Regions from separate parts of the Homo sapiens genome. Here all the other regions are linked to region 4. Evidence: chromatin loops called from intact Hi-C (ENCODE). Cell type or tissue: PC-9. All regions are shown on one strand.

Region 1 (5,000 bases), 350 kb after region 4:
CTTTTGCTTTCCTACTGCTTAGAACATTATCTGGCACATAGTAGGTATTCCACAAATATTTTTGTCTGGGTGGATGGATAGATGTATGGAGATTGGAGAAACTTGCAAATAAACAGAAGTGCCAGTACAATGTGAGAGTCATGATGAGATTGTGGACAGGGTACTGCGAGGGCTCAGAAGCAAGGCATCTAACCCTCTCTTGAGAGGCCATAAAAATGTGTTCCAAGCGAAAGTTTATTTGGATTTCCTTGCCTTAAATTTCACAGTTCCTGGGATAAGAATAGCTTGGAGATAATCACATTTGATTTGGGGTTGTTAGAGCCTAGAAAAACCCCCCATACTGCTTCCTCTATGCAATTTCTGCAATAGCAATGCTTGCCACCTCTACCTCCGGATCAGGGGAGGGAATGTGAATACACACGGTGGAAACGCACTATCCACTTAGATTAGTGGGATGCCATTCTAGAGTTAGTGAACAAACCTAAAAGTGTATATACTACAACTAAAGCTTACATTTGGGGGACAGGGTTAACATGACAAGGAAAGAAATACCAAAAAACTTCAAGAGTCCTCAAAGTTCTGGCTGGACGGTGGCTCACACCTGTAATCCCGGCACTTTGGGAGGCTGAGGCAGGCAGATCACCTGAGGTCAGGAGTTCGAGACTAGCCTGGCCAACACAGTGAAACCCTGTCTCTACTAAAAATACAAAAACTAGACAGACAGTAGTGGCACACATCTGTAATCCCAGCTACTCGGGAGGCTGAGGCAGCAGAATTGCTTGAACCCGGGAGGCGGAGGTTGCACTGAGCCAAGATCACACCACTGCACTCCAACCTGGGCCACAGAGTGAGACTCTGTCTCAAAAAAAGAAAAAAAATAGTCGCCAAAGTTATTTTATTTTGATTTATAATTTTTACAGATGCAGGCAACATGCTTCCGGTCAGAGCTAATGAAATGGAGGCCGAATTAGAGCGTTGGCTTTAGGAATGGGAATTCAGTGCCTGTTCTGGTTCTTCTCTCCACAATTATCAGCAAAAGCAAAGGTTTAGAAAAGAGACATTACCTTTAATATACTTAGAAACAATCTCACAGCCATTTCCTAGAATGAAAGAACATTAAAACCTTTCAATTTGATGACCAACTTAACAAGGGGTAAAAGAAATAAATGTTGGAGAACAGGAAACAGGTTCTTCCTTTTTACTCCCATACATGTTAAATACTGTTCATAGAGTCACAAAAATCGTTTACCCCTTACAGAAACCTGGAACCAGAAGGCGCTTCAGAAAGCAAGTGGTACAAAAACTTTCACCGTATAGGCAAGAAAATTGGGACCCACTGGCCGTGACTCGGCCCAGGCTACAGAGTCAAAACCAGAACCTTGACATTCTGAAATCAGGTTCATTGCTGTCATCATTGTTCCATGCTGAGAGTTTTCTTAGGAAAAAGAATAAAGTGGGGGAATCTTTCCAAAATTGTGACTATGGAGCTCGAAAGTACAGATTTAAATCTTGAGTTAACAGACCATACAGGTTTTACTTAAGAGATATTCAAGCAAACTCATTTAAATAACTCCTCCAACCTAACTCCAAAAAGGCTTTCTTGGCAGTCTTGGATCAATGGCAATTAAACTTCCAGCCTAGAGCTGGAAATAACAAACACCAAACGTAAACACCATCTTTCACATTCTCAATGTTCTCCTTGTCTCTCTACCTAGTCTGCTCTTTTCTGAAAACAACTGGGACACATTCACTCCAACTTGACTTGCCATAGGCCTAGTCTATGATAGGGTTCATAATAACATCCTTCAACATAGCGTTGCAAGAGCTGGCGCTGTTTCTTTGGGTATGGCCACAATTGCCTCTGCACCTTGTGTGTATTACACACACTGTATTCCATGCCAACGAAAGGGTAAGATATGGCTGCATTATTTAGGGCTAAGTGCTAAATAAATAATGAACAGCTAACCATTAGCAGATCTAGTAGTCGATTTCTTACCCTACTCTCTTCCTGCAATCAGCTTTCCTAACCATGCCTAGCTCCAATCTTACTGGGTAACACAGACGGTGCCAGCACAGTCAACAGCCATATCTAAGCCTTTCCTCTGGGGTCCATAAAAACAAAACTCCCGAGGAGCTGTGGGGGTGCACCGTGGCCAGGATCGTCGCCGAATACAGCCCGCACACGTCGCAGCTTTAAATAAGTAGGGCCGTGGGGCCCGGCGCTCCCTTCCATCCTTGGACGGAATGTATCTTCTCTTCCTACGCCTTCACCTCCGAGGGGTAAGGTCTCGTGAGATACAATATGCAGAGGCCAGTTTTGGGGCGAGCCGGAGGCCGGGCGCGTCTAACCTGCGGGGAAGGGAAAGCGGAGGGTAAGGCAAGGGCTGCTGTAGGCGCCAGACAACAGGGACTCTCCGAACCGGAAGTGCCCCGCGTCGCCATGGCTACAGGCGCTCCCAGCAGAACCCGTAGCGTTCCGTTCCCATGGCAACGGTATTGTCTCCTTGGCCGGACCTGGGCTGCGGAAGGTAACTGGGGACGTCGCAGGCTGTGCAGCTTTCGCGAGGCACCGCTTTGGCGCCCGGACCGAGGTGCGCCAGGGTCAGGAGGCCGACGCAGCGGGAGGAAGCCGCGCCGTCGGGCTCAGGGAGCTGGGAGGCTGGTTCCGGGGCGTGGTTTCTCCGCCTTGAGCCAGGTGCCCTTTGCGCACTCGCGCGTTCTCTTAGAGCCTCCGCGGCAGAGAGGCTCTCAGAGCTCGACCTGCGGCGTCAGGGCTTACAGACTTGCCGCAGAACCACAGCGGGAAAAGAGGAGCGATTCGTCCTTGAGGGGCTCAGGGCCGTGCGGAACGTCATAGGAACAGAGTCCGGGAGTTTGAGAGATCAGAACTCTTTGCTGTGGGCATAGTGTTTAAAGTGGAGGTTAAAAAGAGAAATTAGTGACTCTCCCTTTCTGATTTTCGGATAATGGATGCTCTGGAGCCTGGGTCAGAAAGCCACTCAGGGCTCGGTGGGAATTAGTGATTCTGGAGGGTGAAAGGAGAGGCGACTTGGTGGATGTTAACATTCAATAAGTAACTGCGTTCGATTTGGGTTTGATTTAAGCGACTGGCATAGCCTTCCTTGAGAGTTGAATTTCACAAATACTGTATTTAGAAATCACATTTTTCGTTTTGTGCTTCCGAGGTTTCTCCTATCATCTAACAGCAACAACTAAAACAGACACATGAATTTCATTTTATTGTTTTATTTTATTTTGAGACGGAGTCTCGCTCTGTCGCCCAGGCTGGAGTGCAGTGGCGCGATCTCCGCCTCCCGGGTTCAAGCGATTCTCCTGCCTCAGCCTCCCGAGTAGCTGGAACTACAGGCGTGCACCACCACAGCCGACTATATTTTGTATTTTTAGTAGAGACGGGGTTTCACCCTGTTGGCCAGGCTGGTCTCGAACTCCTGAACTCGGGTGATCCACCCGCCTCGGCTTCCCACAGTGCTGGGATTACAGGCGTGAGCCTCTGTACCCGCCTCGTGACCCCTGTACTAGAATCTGCTATTAATTAGTGAAATGACCCCGGGGGGGGGGGGGAAAGCAGAATTAACCAATACACTGGCTGTGCTTCGTTTACCACTGAGAGTTGGTTGCTTTGCTTAAATCCAACACGCCGTCAGACCTGCAAAAACAATATCTGAGTTAAGTAGGTGACCATAGTTTTGATGACCCAGGAACTGTAAATGTGCTTGCTTTGAGACATAAAGGCCAGGGATTTTGGAGAAGTAGGGTGGAGTTGAAATTAGGGGAAAGAAATTTAACTTAGACATTTAATTTGGCAAATGTCTGTTTTCCAGCGGTCTCCATATCTAAGTATGCGTAGTCTGTGGATTTAGGATGGGTTATATATTTGAGCAGTTTTAGTTTAATGTTAATAGCAAACCAGAGGGGGAAAATAGAACAGACACCCAGCCTTTTCTCTCAAAGCTGACCTTACCTGATTCTTGGTAGGAAGAAGATGCAAGCCAGCCCCATCCGTATCCCAACTGTTAGCAATGACATCGACTGGGATTTCTGCTTCCATATGTAAGTATCACAGCATTTTGACATCACAGGTACTTACTGGGCTGAAACACTGGGACCTCCTGCTTAAGGCAAACCTGGGTGAGGAGCTTTGCATGAGAAGCGTTCACGACCAGCCTGACCAACATGGTGAAACCCCGTCTCTACTAAAAATACAAAAATTAGCTGCGCGGTAGTGGCACGCGACTGTAATCCCAGCTACTCGGGAGGCTGAGGCAGGAGAATAGCTGAACCCGGAGGCAGAGGTTGTGGTGGGCTGAGATTCCATCACTGCACTCCAGTCTGGGCAATAGAGACCCTGTCTCAAAAAAAAATAAAATAAAATAAAAAAGAAGGTTGTGTTTCTGATGTGCTTTAATAATGATTCTGCTATAATATCTGTTTGTATTTACAACCTATGCATGATAGAAGATTGCTTTTTCCCGACTTAAGGAAATTTTAAAAGTTTTTAAAATAAAAATAGGTTAGTTATAACAAGATTGGCAAAATTGTAGAGAGTTAGCTATAACAAAGTTAATGAGAAAATTTTTATGAAATAGAGTAAATAAAACTTTCGTATCGTCTAATACTTATTGAGCACATACTATGTGCCAGGCTCTGTTCTAAGTACCTTAAACGTCTTAGCTGATTTAATCCCCCCAAGCCCTGTGAAGGAGTTACTGTTATTGGTACATTTTATAGATGAGTATGAATCAAAGAGATGTTAGGGAGTTTGCCCAAAGTTGCAAAGCTAGTAAATGGTATTTAAACTGGGCATTCTGACTCTAGAATCCATTCTTGTTTTGTTTTGTTTCGTTTTTAGAGACAGCCTTGCTCTGTCACCCAGGCTGGAGTGCAGTGGTGCAATCACGGCTCACTGCAGCCTTGGCCTCTTAGGCTCAAGAGATCCTCCCACCTCAGCCTCCTGAGTAGCTGGGACTACAGGCACACAC
Region 2 (5,000 bases), 330 kb after region 4:
ACTAAAAATACAAAAACTAGGCCGGGGTTGGTGGCTCACGCCTGTAATCCCAGCACTTTGGGAGGCTGAGGCAGGTGGATCACGAGGTCAAGAGATCGAGACCATCCTGGCCAACATGGTGAAACTCCGTCTCTACTAAAAGTACAAAAATTAGCTGGGCATGATGGTGCGCACCTTTAATCCCAGCTACTTAGGCGGCTGAGGCAGGAGAATCACTTACACCCAAGAGGCAGAGATTGCAGTGAGCCGAGATCGCGCCACTGCACTCTAGCTTGGCAACAGGGCGAGACTCCGTCTCAAAAAAAAAAAAAGAAAAGAAAAAAATACAAAAATTAGTTGGGCCTGGTGGCAGGCACCTGTAGTCCCAGCTACTCAGGAGGCTGAGGCAGGAGAATTACTTGAACCCAGGAGGCAGAGGTTGCAGTGAGCCAAGATCGGGCCACTGCACTCCAGCATGGGCGACAGAGCGAGTGTCTTGTGGTGGGGAGCAGGGACAAAGTTTACTTATATGGAATCTAAAAAAGTTGAACCCATAGAAGCAGAGAGTAGAATGATAATTGGGGGAGTGGTGGGAGGTATTGGGGAGATGTTGGCTAGACGGTACAACATTTCATCCAGATAAAAGGAATAAGTTCAAGAGATCCATGGTACAACATGGTGACTATAGTTAATAACAATGCATTGGATTCTGAAAATCACTCAGGGAGCAGATTTTAAGTGTTTTCATCACAAAAAATGATAAGTGTGTGAGATTAATTAGCTCCATGGCCTTTTCACATTATGTACGTATTTGCAGACATCATGATGTACATGGTAAATACATACAACTTTTATTTGTCAACTAAAAAATAAATTAATTTTTTCAAAAATAAGGTGTGGAAGTTACCAGCTTCTACCTGTTATTCTCCTCATTCTTTCCTGAATGCAGAATATTGAGGAAATGCCAAAAATTATATTTCAGGAACTTCTCTATTTATAATGAAATATTCTAGATTGGATCCTGGGACAGAAAAAGGCCATTATTCGAAAAACTGGCGCAATTTGAATAAAGTTGTAATTTAGATAGTAGTAATTTACCAATTGACAAATGTATAATGGCTACATCTGTTGTAAACATTAGAAGAAATAAGTGAAGGTTTCTATCTTGCAACTTTTTTATAAATCTTAAATTGCTCCAAATACAAAGTGCTAAAGTTTTTTTAAAAAGAGACAAAGATAAGAACTTACTAGATAAGCAGTCTTCTTACCCAATTAAGTTTATATTAATTCCAATCAAAGAGACAGAAACTTGTGTTATTCTCTGTTGTCTTACTGAGAATTGTATAGTTAATTTTTTTCCTGACTATAAAAGTAATATGTATTTATTTTACAAATGTTAGAAAATCCATTAGGTTTTATCCACCTGGTTCTGTAGATTTGTGGTTGCAAAACATTTTAAGGAAGTGGGAGGATATTTCCATTTAATATCTGTTTAATATACTGAGAAATTGTACTCAAGGGGGAAATAAAATTTATAATTGTTAACATGAAATTTCGATATTTTATATTTACTTACTTTCCCTTATTTAGAATTATTAAAGATGTTTTTTTTTAACTTGGATACACATTAATCTGAAACAGATTCTATCAACCTATCATTTCCCTCACTTTAGACTTTACTAATAAACTCTTCAGATGAATTTCTATGTAAGACAAGGCAACTATACTCTTATAGTTAGTACGATAATATCTTCTGATATGACTGTGCCTCAAAGAAGCAGTGCAATCCGAAGAATATCACAAATTATGATTTTTCAGAGGTAGAGTATAAGACTGTCATTTCTGAAAAAACAACAACAAAAAAAAACAAGATAAAAAGTGACATTTATTCCTACGTTAGCTTAGGGAGGAGACAAAAGTGATATCTAGGCCAGGCTCGGTGGCTCACAGCTCATGCCTGTAATCCCAGCACTTCGGGAGGCCAAAGCGGGTGGATCATGAGGTCAGGAGATCGAGACCGTCCTGGCTAACACAGTGAAACCCCGTCTCTACTAAAAATACAAAAAATTAGTCAGGTGTGGTGGCGGGCACCTGTAGTCCCAGCTACTGGGAAGGCTGAGGCAGGAGAATCGCTTGAACCTGGGAGGCAGAGGTTGCAGTGAACCAACATTGTGCCACTGCACTCCAGTCTGGGCGACAGACACTCCATCTCAAAAAAAAAAAAAAAAAGAAAAAGTGATATCTATTTAAAATGGCTAAAGTTTAAAAAGACTGATACTACCAAGTGAGGATTGAGGATGTTGCAGAACTAGAACTCCATTTCCTGCTGGTGGGAATCTAAAATGGTATAACTATTACCAGTTTGGAAAGCTGGAAGTTTCATTAAAGTTAAATATAAACCTAATATATGATCCAGCCATCCACTCATAGGTGTTTACCAAAATAAATGAAATTGTATGTTTAGACACAATCTTGTATGCAAATGTTTGTAGCAGCTTCATTCACAACCTCCCCAAATTGGAAGCAAACCAAATGTCCATGAACAAGTGAATAAAGATAATGAGATATACCCATATAATGAAATATTATCTGCCAATAAAGAGGAATGAACTGTAGTGCAAGTAACAACATAGTTGAATCTGAAAAGTCATCATGCTGAGAGAAGCCAGCCACCAAAAAATTCATATGGGATGACATTCCATTTATAGGAATTCTAAGAAATGTGAAAAAAAGAGTTGTGGTTGCCTAGGAATGATGCGGGCAAGGACTGGTTGTAATGAAGCATGAAGAAGCTTTTAGGCATAATGAACAGATTCTCTATCTTGACTATAGTGTTGGTTCCATAGGTATACATCTGTCAAAAACTCTTCAAATTGTAAACTTGGCTGGATGCAGTTTATTATACGTTATATAGTGGAAAATATAAAAACAAGTAAATTTGTTATAAAAGTGAAAGGACTGCTTTTTGTAAAGATAAGCACTTAACTAAAAATAAGCTACTTTATTATTTAGCATTTGGGCTTTTACAAAGGTATCTCTGCTGAAAAATTCTCTTATCATTGACTGGCTCATTCGGATGCCACATTGTAATTTTTAGCAAGTCACTGTAATGTTTTGAAATGAGATTGTGGCTTTGAAGTTCCAAGAATTTTTATGGTATATTAACAGATATTCAGGGACAAAGCATTAGAGAAAATCTTTAGGGAATCTATTGCCAATCTGAGACCATATGATATTTATTACCATTTCCCTTAGAAAAGTTAATAGTAACTTTAATAGCAGATAACTTATAAAATGATAAAGCTAAAAAATCTGCTTTAAAATATTTCAATCAATGTATAATGCAGACATATAGAACTTCTCTTTGACTTCATTACGAAAGCACTATTTGCTGTCTCAGTTTTTAGTACATAACTCACTAAATTAGCAATTACATAAAATTATTGTGATCTTAAATATATTTGCATTGTACTCACTAAATGAAACTTCTGAAAAATATTTAGAGAATATGCCCTCTGGAACTTCTAATGTTTTAGAAATTAAACTTAGTAGATAATTGTCACTTTTACTCATTTATAGCTTAAAATATCTTCTTTCTTCGAGATTTTCTAGCTGCTTTTCTAGTAGGATCATACCAGATCTGCTCTGCGTAAGCTCAAGGAGGAAAGTCTGCTTGATTCTTTTGTGTAATGTTACATTTAGAAATGTTCTTTAAGTCATTTTTGTGTTTCAATAGGCTGAGATCAGTTCTATACGAGAAAACAAAGACAGACTAAGTGACAGTACTACAGGTAAGACAAGGAAGCATCTGTTTTTTTTTTTCCTTCAACCAAACTATTTCATGTCCATTTAAAGAGAGCAAAGGCCAAGCTGGGGTACTGTGTAAAAATGTCACAAGCCAGCATGTCCACACAGAGCTGCCAGTAATGCACAAGCTGAAGCGCTCTGTACTTCAGGGTGCCTTCTTCACCTGCATTTTAAAGAGTCTCTGAATTTGAATTTTGAAAAATACATCTTTATTTTCATTTGTCCCAAACTACATGTTAGCAGTTCGTTCAATTATGAGTACAGGCAATAAGCCTCAGTGGTATTAGCAGACCAGTGATTTTGTCACCAAGAGAATTCCTATCACCTTACTGTTATTGCAGATATCTTGAAATATTTACAATATTGCTACTAAAAATTATGGCAGTTATTAGACCTGCTGCCAGATCTTGTTATTGTTACCAAATAAGCTCTTAAGTTACTGTAGCCTATATATTTTATCTTACCCATTTAAAAATATCATGTTCAGATGAGGTCCATAGGCTTCTGCTGTCTGCTAAACGCGTTCTTTGCAGCTGAGCAGCACATTATTTCATGAAGGGAGAACCCACCATGCCACCTCCATGACTGTCCCCATCTAACTTTTCTACTTTGGATTTCAAGTAGACACACGCAAAGACAAGAATGTTCATGAAGTCATATGTAATCATATTGTCTTTATGATCATAGGGTTTAATTCATTGTGTCTCTTATAAAAGAGTGCCTCCTAAGAATTTACCCTTTAAGAATGTAATATAGTACCTTCAGAATCCATTTAAAATGTAGAAGAGACAATTTCAAAGGTCCACTTTTGCTCCAGCATTCAGTGTCTTAATCTGTTGTGTATTTCATAGGTGTTTGGAGCCTTTAATTTGCAGAACTTAGAAATATTTTTTATTTATGTATTTATTGATTTATTTTAGAGATGGGGTCTTACTGTATTGCCCAGACTGGTCTCAAACTCCTGAGCTCAAGCGATCCTCCCACCTTGGCCCCCCATAGTGCTGGGATTATAGGCATGAGCCACCACACCCGGCCCTAGAAACATTAAACTTTCTAATTTCTGGCAGAGATCAATGTTAATATAACTAAACAAATGTTACATTGGGTACTTTAAAAACCATTCACTGTATCTTAGAAGTAATTTTTATTTCTTAGAATTGCATTTAGGCTCCCAGTTCCCTAGTTCATTCCACACTCACCAGACTTCATGTCAA
Region 3 (5,000 bases), 250 kb after region 4:
ATTCTGATTGCCCGCTCCCCAGTGTTCTGATATAGTCTAGGAAGCTGGTATTAGCAGGGCTACCTCTGTTATCTTTTAGTAACTTCTAAAGGAGGTATATGACCCCCCTCTTTCTGAAGGTGGTAACTTTGTGGTTCGCTATCCTCAGCAGTAGGCTTTTGTCTCTAATGCTGGTGCAATAGAAGACATACCAAGGCTTTTATCTCAGCCCCTAAAGACTTTTTAGTAGAAGGAGTAGAAGGAAAAGGATTTCTATTGAATGATGTCATTAGTGATCTCAAAGATTAAAAAAATTATAAATGTATGAATTGGGGCATTAACTGGCAGGCCAGGAAGATTCCAGCAGTATTTGTGCATATCTCATTTATTCTTTCTTTTTTTTTTTTGACAGAGTCTTGCTCTGTTGCGTAGGCTGGAGTGCAGTGGCGCAATCTCGGCTCACTGCAAGCTCCGCCTCCCAGGTTCAAGCAATTCTCCTGCCTCAGCTCCCGAGTAGCTGGGATTACAGGCACATACCACCACGCCAAGCTAATTTTTGTATTTTTAGAAGAGACAGCGTTTCACCATGTTGGCCAGGCTGGTCTCGAACTCCTGACCTTATGATCCGCCTGCCTCAGCCTCCCAAAATGCTGGGATTACAGGTGTGAGCCACCACACCCAACCATCTCATTTATCCTTGAAGTCACACTATACTACACAGACATGAAGGTTGAAAGATGCTAGAGGTGGAGCTGCTTATAATGAAAACCTGGTGGCAACCTAGATGTTTAATATCGTTTAGCTTTAAAGAATGTTGATGCAGCTCTTTATTGATAGGAAGAAAGTTCAGCATATGTTACTTGGTGAGAAAACTGGGCTGTTGAGCAAAATATTTGCTATATGCATAGAAAAAATATGGACTGATAGAAAAAATGGGCAGGGTAATTCTTGAGTGATAGGACTGATAGTGGTTTCATTTTTATTTTTAAATTTTCTGTATCTTTGAAACTTGTTTACGGTGAATCTTGTTTATATATGCAAAAGTTTTGTAAAGAAATTATACTATCAAACTTAATGAAAAGCTAGAATATATACTTACACCAGGTCTTTAGCATTTTAGGTGTCCTATGTCCTTAATTACTGAAGATTTTTTTACATTTTTCATCATCTCTGAGTGTTAAAGTCTCTGTACGTAAAAGCTTTTAGTAAGTTTCACAATCTGGCTTATATTTCAACAACTGAATGCACTAAATATTACTTGGCATTTACAAATGCATGTGGTAATTTGGAAAAGTGCCTTTCTTACAACATAAATCTTCCAAGTAACTTTGAAAGTTGTTGTAGTCATCATCTTGAAAACTAGAAAATGTGAACACTCTAACTTGTATAAAGAAATTCCAAATGTTATTCATCTTATGGTCTATTTTGTAATTTGTTGGAATCATTGAAGTGCTTCAGGGAAATTAATTCGGCAGGGTTTATTTAAGTGCCTAGAGCTTGATAAATTAGAGTGGAGTTTTAGCATGCAGAGAAATGGTGCCGTCATAGGACTGCATCTTTTTGTCTGTACAATTCCAGTATCAGCCTATAAGCTCTGCGAGTTAGGAAACTTGGCTGTGGTTTTCCTGTGGTACTCATAGGACCTCACAGAGTGCAGAATACGTGATACAAGTGATCATGACAAAATAGTGAACTTTTACTCAGCAGTTAATATGTGCAAGGCACATACTATGGTTTTTATGCATTATCTCATTTAAACTTCACAGCAGGTCTCGATAGGTGGTTTTCAACCTTTTGGTAGGGGGCAGGGCTGGACTGTGCTTTGCAATGTATAAGAAAAATTCAGCTGGGCGCGGTGACTCACGCCTGTAATCCCAGCACTTTCGGAGGCCAAGGCGGGCGGATCACCTGAGGTCAGGAATTCGACACCAGGCTGGCCAACATGGCGAAGCCCCGTCTCTACTAAAACTACAAAAATTAGCTGGGCATGGTGGCGTGTGCCTGTAATCCCAGCTACTCAGGAGCTGAGGCAGGAGAATAGCTTGAACCCGGGTGGCGGAGGTTGCAGTGAGCCGAGATCGCTCCACCAGGCACTCCAGCCTGGGCAATGAGTGAGACTCCATCTCAAAATAAAAATCAAAATGGCAAGTGTTTTTTGTTTTTTTTTTAATTCCAAACTGCCCTAAATTTCCATAGTTATGGAAATGCTTTGTAAAGCCGTTCATTAAGTAGACTGATATTCAGGTTAAATTAGAGCATTTTCTTAAAAGTCTGTGTCAATTGTGGGTTAGCTTTTTTGTTTGTTTTTGACAGAGATGAGGTCTCACTGTGTTGCCCAGGCTGGTCTCAAATTCCTGAGCTCAAGGGATCCTCCTGCCTTAGCCTCCCAAAGTGCTAGGATTACAGGCATGAGCCATCATGCCCAGCCAGAATGTGGGTTTGAACAAATTGAGATAACAGTGAGAAAAAACACCAGAGTTCTTTAGGGTTACATCGACAACTTTCTTTGTAAGAATGATCTTTTCAATGTTTGCCATGTTTTACTTTGCTGTCTATAATGTGCAGAATTCCTGCTAGTGATTGAGTAATTCAGGAATCCCCAGTCCCTGGGCCACAGACTGGTATTTGTCTGTGGCCTGTTAGGAGCCAGGCTGCACAGCAGGAGGTGAGTGGTAGGCAAGCAGGCATTATCACCTGAGCTCTGCCTCCTGTCGGATGAGTGGCAACATTAAACTCTCATAGAAGAGCAAGTCCTACTGTGAACTGATCATGTGAGGGATCTAGGTTGAGTACTCCTTATCAGAATCTAATTGCTGATGATCTGAGGTGGAACAGTTTTCTCCCAAAACCATCTCCCCCGGCCCCTGGTCTATGGAAAAATTGTCTTCCATGAAACTGGTCTCTGGTGCCAAAATGGTTGGTACAGCCAGGATACTAAATAGAACAATTCAGAGGCCAGGTAAGCACACAGATACTCCTAATGTAGTGCAGGATGTGCTGAGGCTGAAGGTGCTGGCATTTATGCTGGGCTTGAAGGATTTTTGACAAGTTAAGGAAAGTAGTATTAGCGTAAAATTTTGAAGGAAGGTCTTGAGAACAGATTGGTTTTTAAAAATACTGTGGGTAATTATGGAGTTATTGGAATTACTACCTGTTACTCATTCCAAATAGATCACCACCTTTAGGAGAAAGTTCTTTAGATGTCTTGGCACGGTGGCTTACACCTGTAATCCCAGCACTCTGGGAGGCCAAGATGAGGATCGCTTGAGCTTAGGAGTTTGAGACCAGCCTGGGCAACACAGACCTCATCTCTACAAAAAAAAAAAATTTAAAAATTAGCTGGGCATGGTGGCTTGCACCTGTAGTCTCAACTACTCAGGAAACTGAGGTGGGAAGACAGCTTGAGCCTAGGAGGTTGAAGCTGCAGTGAGCTATGAGCCCACCACTGCACTCCAGCCTGGGTGACAGAGTGAGACCCTCTCTCAAAAACAAAAAACAAAACCAAAAAAAGCTTCAAAATTATCTGGATTCCTCAATCTGCTCTTTGCTGCTTCCAACACATTTTAAATTTGGCATATTTCTGATTTCAGATTGTTTTCTAGAGCAGTGTCATGGACATATTTTTTCCTGAATCTAATTGAAAGCACACATTAGAAAACCTGTCTGGTTTCTTAGAGTCATTCTGTTTTGCAGGAACAAATGTTCTCTGATTCCTCAAAGAACTTCTCTTCTTTTGGACTGCTAAAGCTTTTCTTAGGAACTGTGCCATTTCTGTCTGCTCATATTTATAGAGGGAGGGCTATGGAATTGAGGAATGAGATGGGGTCTATTAGAAGTTGTAAGATTTGTATTCAAATATTTTAGTCCAGGCCGACCACAGTGGCTCATGTCTGAACCCCAGCACTTGGGGAGGCTGAGGCAGGTGGATTGCTTGAGCTCAGGAGTTTGAGACCAGCCTGGGCAACACGGTGAGATCCCATCTCTAAAATTTAAAAAAACAAAAACAAAACCCCAAATATTTCTGTCCAAAATAAAAAAGCGGAAGGAAAAGCTGTAGTTATTGTTCTACAGTTTGCTATTTCTACACTTTGCTAATTCAGAATTCTGTCACCCAAGGAATATGTGCATTGGAGGTGACTGCCAGATGCTCTTTTCCTTGCCAGGAGCAGTGTGGAATTCATGGGAGCAGTGCCCTTTTCTTGCTGGGCACCTTGGCACTGGCTGCGCACACCTGTACTCTTGGCCTCCCTTGTTTGCTTGGTGTGCTGTTGGTGTGGTGCCTTTTGTGGTGACACCAAGTGGGAATCAGGTAGACTTGACATACCCTCACCATCACCCTTTATTCCTCTGAATTAGGAACTGTGAATGGGATTTTGTTGGGATCTCTTCCAGACATTTTCCTGGCAGACAAGAAGGCAGCTTGTTGACATCACTGGTCCAATTGGCCTTCCTTCAAATTTGTCCCCTCTGACTTAACACTCTAAGAGATATCCTGAAATTTCTAGCTTGAGGATACCATCTTACCACAGTTTCCTATGCAGATACAAGTTTTCCCTTAATTGTATATTCTGCAGTTTATTTTGATGGGACATCGATACATTGCTCAAGATATGGATGAATTTTCCCCTAAGTTCAAACCTCCTTAGTAGCTTAAAAATCAGTTATTCTCTGGATAAGTATGGTGGCAGCTGAAGCTTCTGGGCTTGTATACAGCCTGCGGTATATCTCATCTGTGCTGTAGACAGTCTGTAAATCTGGGTTTGGCCATGAAAGTATATTGTGAATATGAACATCAGCTAATTCTAGAGAAAAAGAAGCGCTATTCAAAATAACGGAGTGGAATTTCCCATGGGTCTTTGAATAATAACCATACCAGCTAACACTTACTGAATGTTTACCCTGTGCCAGACATGGTTTTCAATATTTTATAAATATTTGATTCATTTAATTCTCACAACAACCCTCTGATAGAGGCTACTCTTATTATCTCGTGTCTTGCAGTTGAGGCACACAGGGGCAAC
Region 4 (5,000 bases):
CCTTTAAGATGCTACAGGTTAATTCAAAAAGACATTTAATGTTACATGAAGGCTGTTTGCTAACATTTTTCATGCCCCCAAACAAAAGGAAATTCACATTAGAGAACTGAATTCATTTGCCAACAAGAGGTCTCATCCAAAACTAAACTATATTTAATAACAACAACAAACATTAGGACAATTTGCAATTTAGAAAGAACTAAAACTTAGGTTCAAGTTCTGGGGTTTGCTAGTAATCCATCCTGAGAGGTCAAGGGAGTTCATCATGGCTCTTTGACTTAGTTTCCTCTTCTGCAAAATGAGGAGTTTGAAAGGGGTGGCTTTATAATTATTTGTTAGCAACACCCAATTTTTCCCCAGAACTTTAATATTAAAAAGCAGATGTAAATATAAAATATATGTTTATATATATAAACAACCTCAAATACATATTGGATTATAAAATAATGAAACAAGGCTGTTTGTGTATCTTATTTTAGTTGTCATGTATCACAAAATATCCTGATTGATCCAAAAGGGTGTTTGCAAAGCCTTCCTTCCTCTCTCTCTCTCTTTCTATTTTTTCAGTGATTGCCTTGCCAAATAAGGGCACTCATTAACTAGAGCAGAACAGGTTTGAATCTGAGGTCATCAAAACCAAAATGAATCCAAAAAAAACCTAGCTAATCAGGCAGCATATAGTAATGCATTTGGGTGTGTCAGTAAATTTGAATATGCATTTTAATAGCACTTTTTATCACAGGCTAAAATGTATTTTTAATGACATTGGAATAAAACATTTGAACAGCCATCCAAGCCCCTCTGTGGAGCCCTGGTGTTCACAGAGCACTCTTTGAAATCCACTGGGCTGCATGTTGTCTAAGGCAGGGGTCTCCAACCCCTGGGCCATGAACCAGTACTGGTCCCTTCCCTATTAAGAATCAGCAGCACAGCAGGAGGTGAACGGCGGGCAGCTGACATTACTCCCTGAGCTCTGCCTCCTGTCAGATCAGTGGAGGCATCAGATTCTGATAGAAGCACAAACTCTATTGTGAGCTGTGCACGTGAGGGATCTAGGCTGTGCACTCCTTATGAGAATCTAATGCCTGATGATTTGTCACTGTCTCCCATCATCCCCAGAGAGGACCATCTAGTTGCAGGAAAACAAGCTCAGCTCCCACTGATTCTAAATGTAATGTGCCTGAATCATCCTGAAACCATCACTCCTCCCCAACCTCTCCAACCTCCCCAACCGCAACCCCTTCCAAATTGTCTTCCACAAAACTGGTCCCTAGTGCCAAAAAGGCTGGGGGCTGCTGTTCTAAGGTGTCTTGTGGTCTGACTGTCTGTGATCACTGCCTTTTCCCTGCAACCTCACCTCCCACCCCCACCCCTTCATTCACTCTAGAAATATTTATTGAGTCCTCCTGTGAATCAGGCGCAGTTTAGGCCCTTGAGACACTTCAGTGAAGCTACCCAAATATGTACACAAGCCCTGCACAGGAACTTTTATTTTTTATTTATTTATTTTGTTTTGTTTTGTTTTTTGAGATGGAGTTTCACTCTTGTCACCCAGGCTAGAGTGCAGTGGGGCATTCCTGGCTCACTGCATTCAACCTCTCAGGTTGAAGTGATTCTCCTTCCTCAGCCTCCCACGTAGCTGGGATTACAGGCACCTGCCACCATACCTGGGTAATGTTTTTGTGTGTGTTTTTAGTAGAGATGGGGTTTCACCATGTTGGCCAGGCTGGTCTCAAATTCCTGACCTCAGGTGATCCACCTGCCTCGGCCTCCCAAAGTGCTGGGATTACAGGCATGAGCCACTGCACCTGGCCACCCTGCACAGGAACTTTACCCTTGCAGCTGTTTTCGTTTACAGCTTTGAAAACAATTCTAGTTGATACTGTATCAGATACAGCCCAATTCTTTCCTGAGTGACTGGGTTTCCCACTCAGTTACCAGTTCCTGGACATTAACAGAAGATGGCAGACAATTCATCAACTGGCTGACAGGCAGCTGCTCAAGACAAGAGGTCTGTTTGTACACTTTCCTCTCTCATATGTTAGCTAAACTGAAAGAACAACTAAGCAAGCAAGGTTGCCTAGCCAAGCAAGATCCTCACCAGATCCAAACACTTCTTTGAGTTTTGGGAAGGCTTATGGGTTAAATTAAGCCATTAACATTTGGTCCATCTTGTGTCTGTATTTTGTATTTCTTCAAGATGCTTTAAATAAGGTTGTAGATTTTTAGAAAATATGGTTCCTTTTTCAGAAAAACTCGGGATCCTTCCAAAATGCTCTCAAAGCCTGACCAACTGGTGGGTAGCCTTTGTAAACCTGGAGAATAATGGATTGTTGGAGAAGCCTGTTTTATTAAGTCTCTTTCCCTTTGGAAGCAAACCTCAGAAGCCCCATCCAACTAATGGTGGGATATTTAATTATTCCAGATTCTTCCAGAATGTCACTGGGGACTCAGATTATGTCATTTGGGTTCTGTGATGCGACTTTTAACGGGGTTGTCTCCCAAGAACAGGAGTAAATACTCAGAATAAAAAGCTCGAGAATCCGTGCCCAGTAGGTGGCGCTGCTCTTCCTTCTGTTGGGATTCGATTCAGACCCGCTGGGAACAAAATCATCTGTTAGAAAGAGTATGCAGGAGGTTGGAGTAGGCAAACGTATCGGAGGCAGAAAGGCAAACAATTTTGTCAGCTCTCCTGACATACAGAAGATAATCAAAGCAGGCAAAGCAAACCACCCCAAAATTCACAGACTATTTGGCTTATATCTTTAAAGTATAAAAACATCCTGTACTGAATTTAATTTAATCAACAATGATAGAATGTTTAGAACGATGTAATCAACTGCTTGCTATTTTCCTGAAGTCTCCAAAGAGAGTGACTTCCAAGAGTACAGATGTTCCTTGACTTATGCGGCTACGTCTTGTAAACCCATCGTGAGCCGAAATTATCATAAGTAGAGAATGCATTTAATACTCCTAACCTACTGAACACCATAGCTTAGCCTAGCCTACCACAAACGTGCTGAGAACACTTCCATTAGCCTACAGTTGGGTGAAATCATGTAACACCTAAGCCTATTTTATCATGAAGTGTTGAATATCTCGTGTAATTTATTGAACACAGTACACTGTAGAGCACAGTATCAGTTGTCTGTCCTCATGACTTTGTTGCTGACTGGAGCTGCTGCTCACTACCCCTGCCTGGCATCATGAGAGAGCATTGTACTATATTATCACCAGCCCTGGAAAAGATCAAAGTTCAAATTCTGAAGTATAGTTTCTACTGAACACATATTTTTTCTGCACCATCGTAAATCTTAGGTCAAACCATGGTCAGTTGTGGACCTTCTGTATATGTCTTTGACCTCATTGCCCCAGGGGCACCCAAATCCCAGGAATGGCCTTCCAAGGGTACCTTAAATAAAAGTTAAAGGGATGAACAAGGGTGGTTGCCCAGACCAGAGGAGCGCTCTGAAAGCAGTAACATTTAATGCTCGAATGCCTCTACAAGAGTCGTCATGAGGTTGCACAAAAACATGTGGACATTTGCACTGAGAACGCTCTCTTTCCCAAGGCAACTCCGATCTTTGAGGAAATCCAATGGACCCTGCACCTTTCTAGTTCTGCCATTTGAGGCCTTGTGAAACAAGCCTGACTCGGCTTCTCGGTGACCAGTCCTTCAAATATTTGCCCACAGCTCTTATGTTTCCCTCTAAGTCTTTTCTCCTCCAAAATAAACACCATGGTTGTTTCAACATTTCCGTAGTGTACTAGCACAGTTCTATTAATACTTCAGTTGCAAGTTACAGAAACAGGCTCTGGTGAGCTTTACCTGAGATGTCTCATAGAATCAAAAGAGGAATTAAACATCTCCAACCTGAGAAGGAAGTTGCTGGGATTCAGAGCAGGAGTCAGCGTCCTCCTACTGCAGTCCTGCCATTCACGTAACTCATTGGTGACTTTCATGTCAATTTCAACTTCCTATTGAGATTCTGAAGACCTACCTGGGATTAGCCAACCCTGGGCAGGGGCCTGCGTCACATAACATAGACATGGCTACCAAGTCTCAATACAGAAAAGTGAGATCACATAGGTTATTTCTTGTTATTCTGATCTCTCCTCTGAGCAGGGGCTATTTATTAGTGTTTCCTTTACTGTGTGGGGCCAAGTACTGAGGGTGACTCTGACCACGCAGAGCAGAGCAGGACCATCATCCTCCTGTTCTGGACTCTATACTTTTATTATTACGGCCAAAGATAGTGAGCATTTTTTTTTTTTTTTTTTGATTCACATGACTCCTCTTGCCTGTTGTTATGTCACATCTCTTTCATCTTGTACTTCACTCGTTTGGTCTGGTGACTCTAAATGCCAGACCATATCCCTAAGAATTGTCATTGGAAACATCTGAGATGCTGTTCCAGCCTGCCAAAAGCTTTTGGATCTTCATTTTATCACCCATCATAGGATAAATGTATGCCAATACTACTTTTGTCTATTTATTTAGCAAAGTTTCATTGTATTTTGTTTTGTAAGAAACTGAGTTTAGCAGGAGAGATAATAGAGTCACTGAGCTACGCAGAGAAATCATAGAAAATGTGTAAGCGATCTAGTCATTCTACTTCTAGGAATTTATCATCAGAAATTGTCGGGGACATAAGCAGGTTTGAATGCTTACATTTTTGCCTCATTATTATTTATAACAAAAAAAATGAAGCCCATTTACTGCCAAACAGTAAGGGAATGTTTACATAAATTTTGATATATTAATTTAATAAAATATATTGCCACCAATAAAAATGTTGTTGACACATACATCCTCAAGACATCAGAAAATATTATAAAATACATATGCAATTTATTTAAGTTTAGAAGAAACTAAAACAAAAATCAATAATGTTTTGATTTTTGTCTTTTTATTTTTTTATTTGCCCCACCTTGGAGAAACTAATGCCTTTTTATTTTTAATAAAACATAAACTGAAGCAAATATACCAAAATGTTATC

Evidence for each region. A loop is a pair of places that touch in the nucleus more often than their neighbours do. Peaks named below come from ENCODE experiments on the same cell type or tissue, not always from the same donor. Only the 100,000 strongest peaks of a DNase experiment are listed, where the experiment ranks them.
Region 1: a loop joins it to region 4, with 7 times the contacts of the local background. A loop is called at or near these places in 10 of 110 quality-filtered maps.
Region 2: it touches region 4 in a loop (2.5-fold over the local background); 2 of 110 quality-filtered maps call a loop at or near these places.
Region 3: a loop joins it to region 4, with 6 times the contacts of the local background. A loop is called at or near these places in 2 of 110 quality-filtered maps.

What each region holds. Positions count from the first base shown.
Region 1 is chr5:34,836,669-34,841,668 of GRCh38, forward strand. TTC23L (tetratricopeptide repeat domain 23 like) reads left to right here and starts at 2,496. Exons shown (of 11, transcript NM_144725.4): 1 at 2,496-2,591; 2 at 3,997-4,071. The coding sequence starts at 4,004. It overlaps TTC23L-AS1 (TTC23L antisense RNA 1), which reads right to left and starts at 2,664. Exons shown (of 2, transcript NR_183259.1): 1 at 2,515-2,664; 2 at 879-2,349. RefSeq lists an enhancer at 2,786-2,895. In PC-9, no CTCF peak of the experiment used is centred here; a DNase peak (open chromatin) is centred at 2,613; H3K4me3 peaks cover 1,973 bases; H3K27ac peaks cover 508 bases.
Region 2 is chr5:34,815,082-34,820,081 of GRCh38, forward strand. It overlaps RAI14 (retinoic acid induced 14), which reads left to right. Exons shown (of 18, transcript NM_015577.3): 13 at 3,716-3,770. Among named protein-coding and RNA genes, the nearest start is that of TTC23L, 22 kb to the right of the region's middle. RefSeq lists a silencer at 2,569-2,769. In PC-9, no CTCF peak of the experiment used is centred here; no DNase peak of the experiment used is centred here; H3K27ac peaks cover 980 bases.
Region 3 is chr5:34,734,296-34,739,295 of GRCh38, forward strand. All of the region lies in intron 2 of RAI14 (retinoic acid induced 14), which reads left to right. Among named protein-coding and RNA genes, the nearest start is that of RAI14, 80 kb to the left of the region's middle. RefSeq lists enhancers at 1,406-1,906, 1,907-2,407, 2,414-2,953. In PC-9, no CTCF peak of the experiment used is centred here; DNase peaks (open chromatin) are centred at 1,830 and 2,586; H3K27ac peaks cover 2,097 bases.
Region 4 is chr5:34,483,806-34,488,805 of GRCh38, forward strand. No RefSeq gene overlaps it. Among named protein-coding and RNA genes, the nearest start is that of RAI14-DT, 170 kb to the right of the region's middle. RefSeq lists enhancers at 1-169, 2,481-2,640. In PC-9, CTCF peaks have their summits at 2,549 (motif pointing right) and 2,748; DNase peaks (open chromatin) are centred at 2,576 and 3,736; H3K4me3 peaks cover 792 bases; H3K27ac peaks cover 2,377 bases.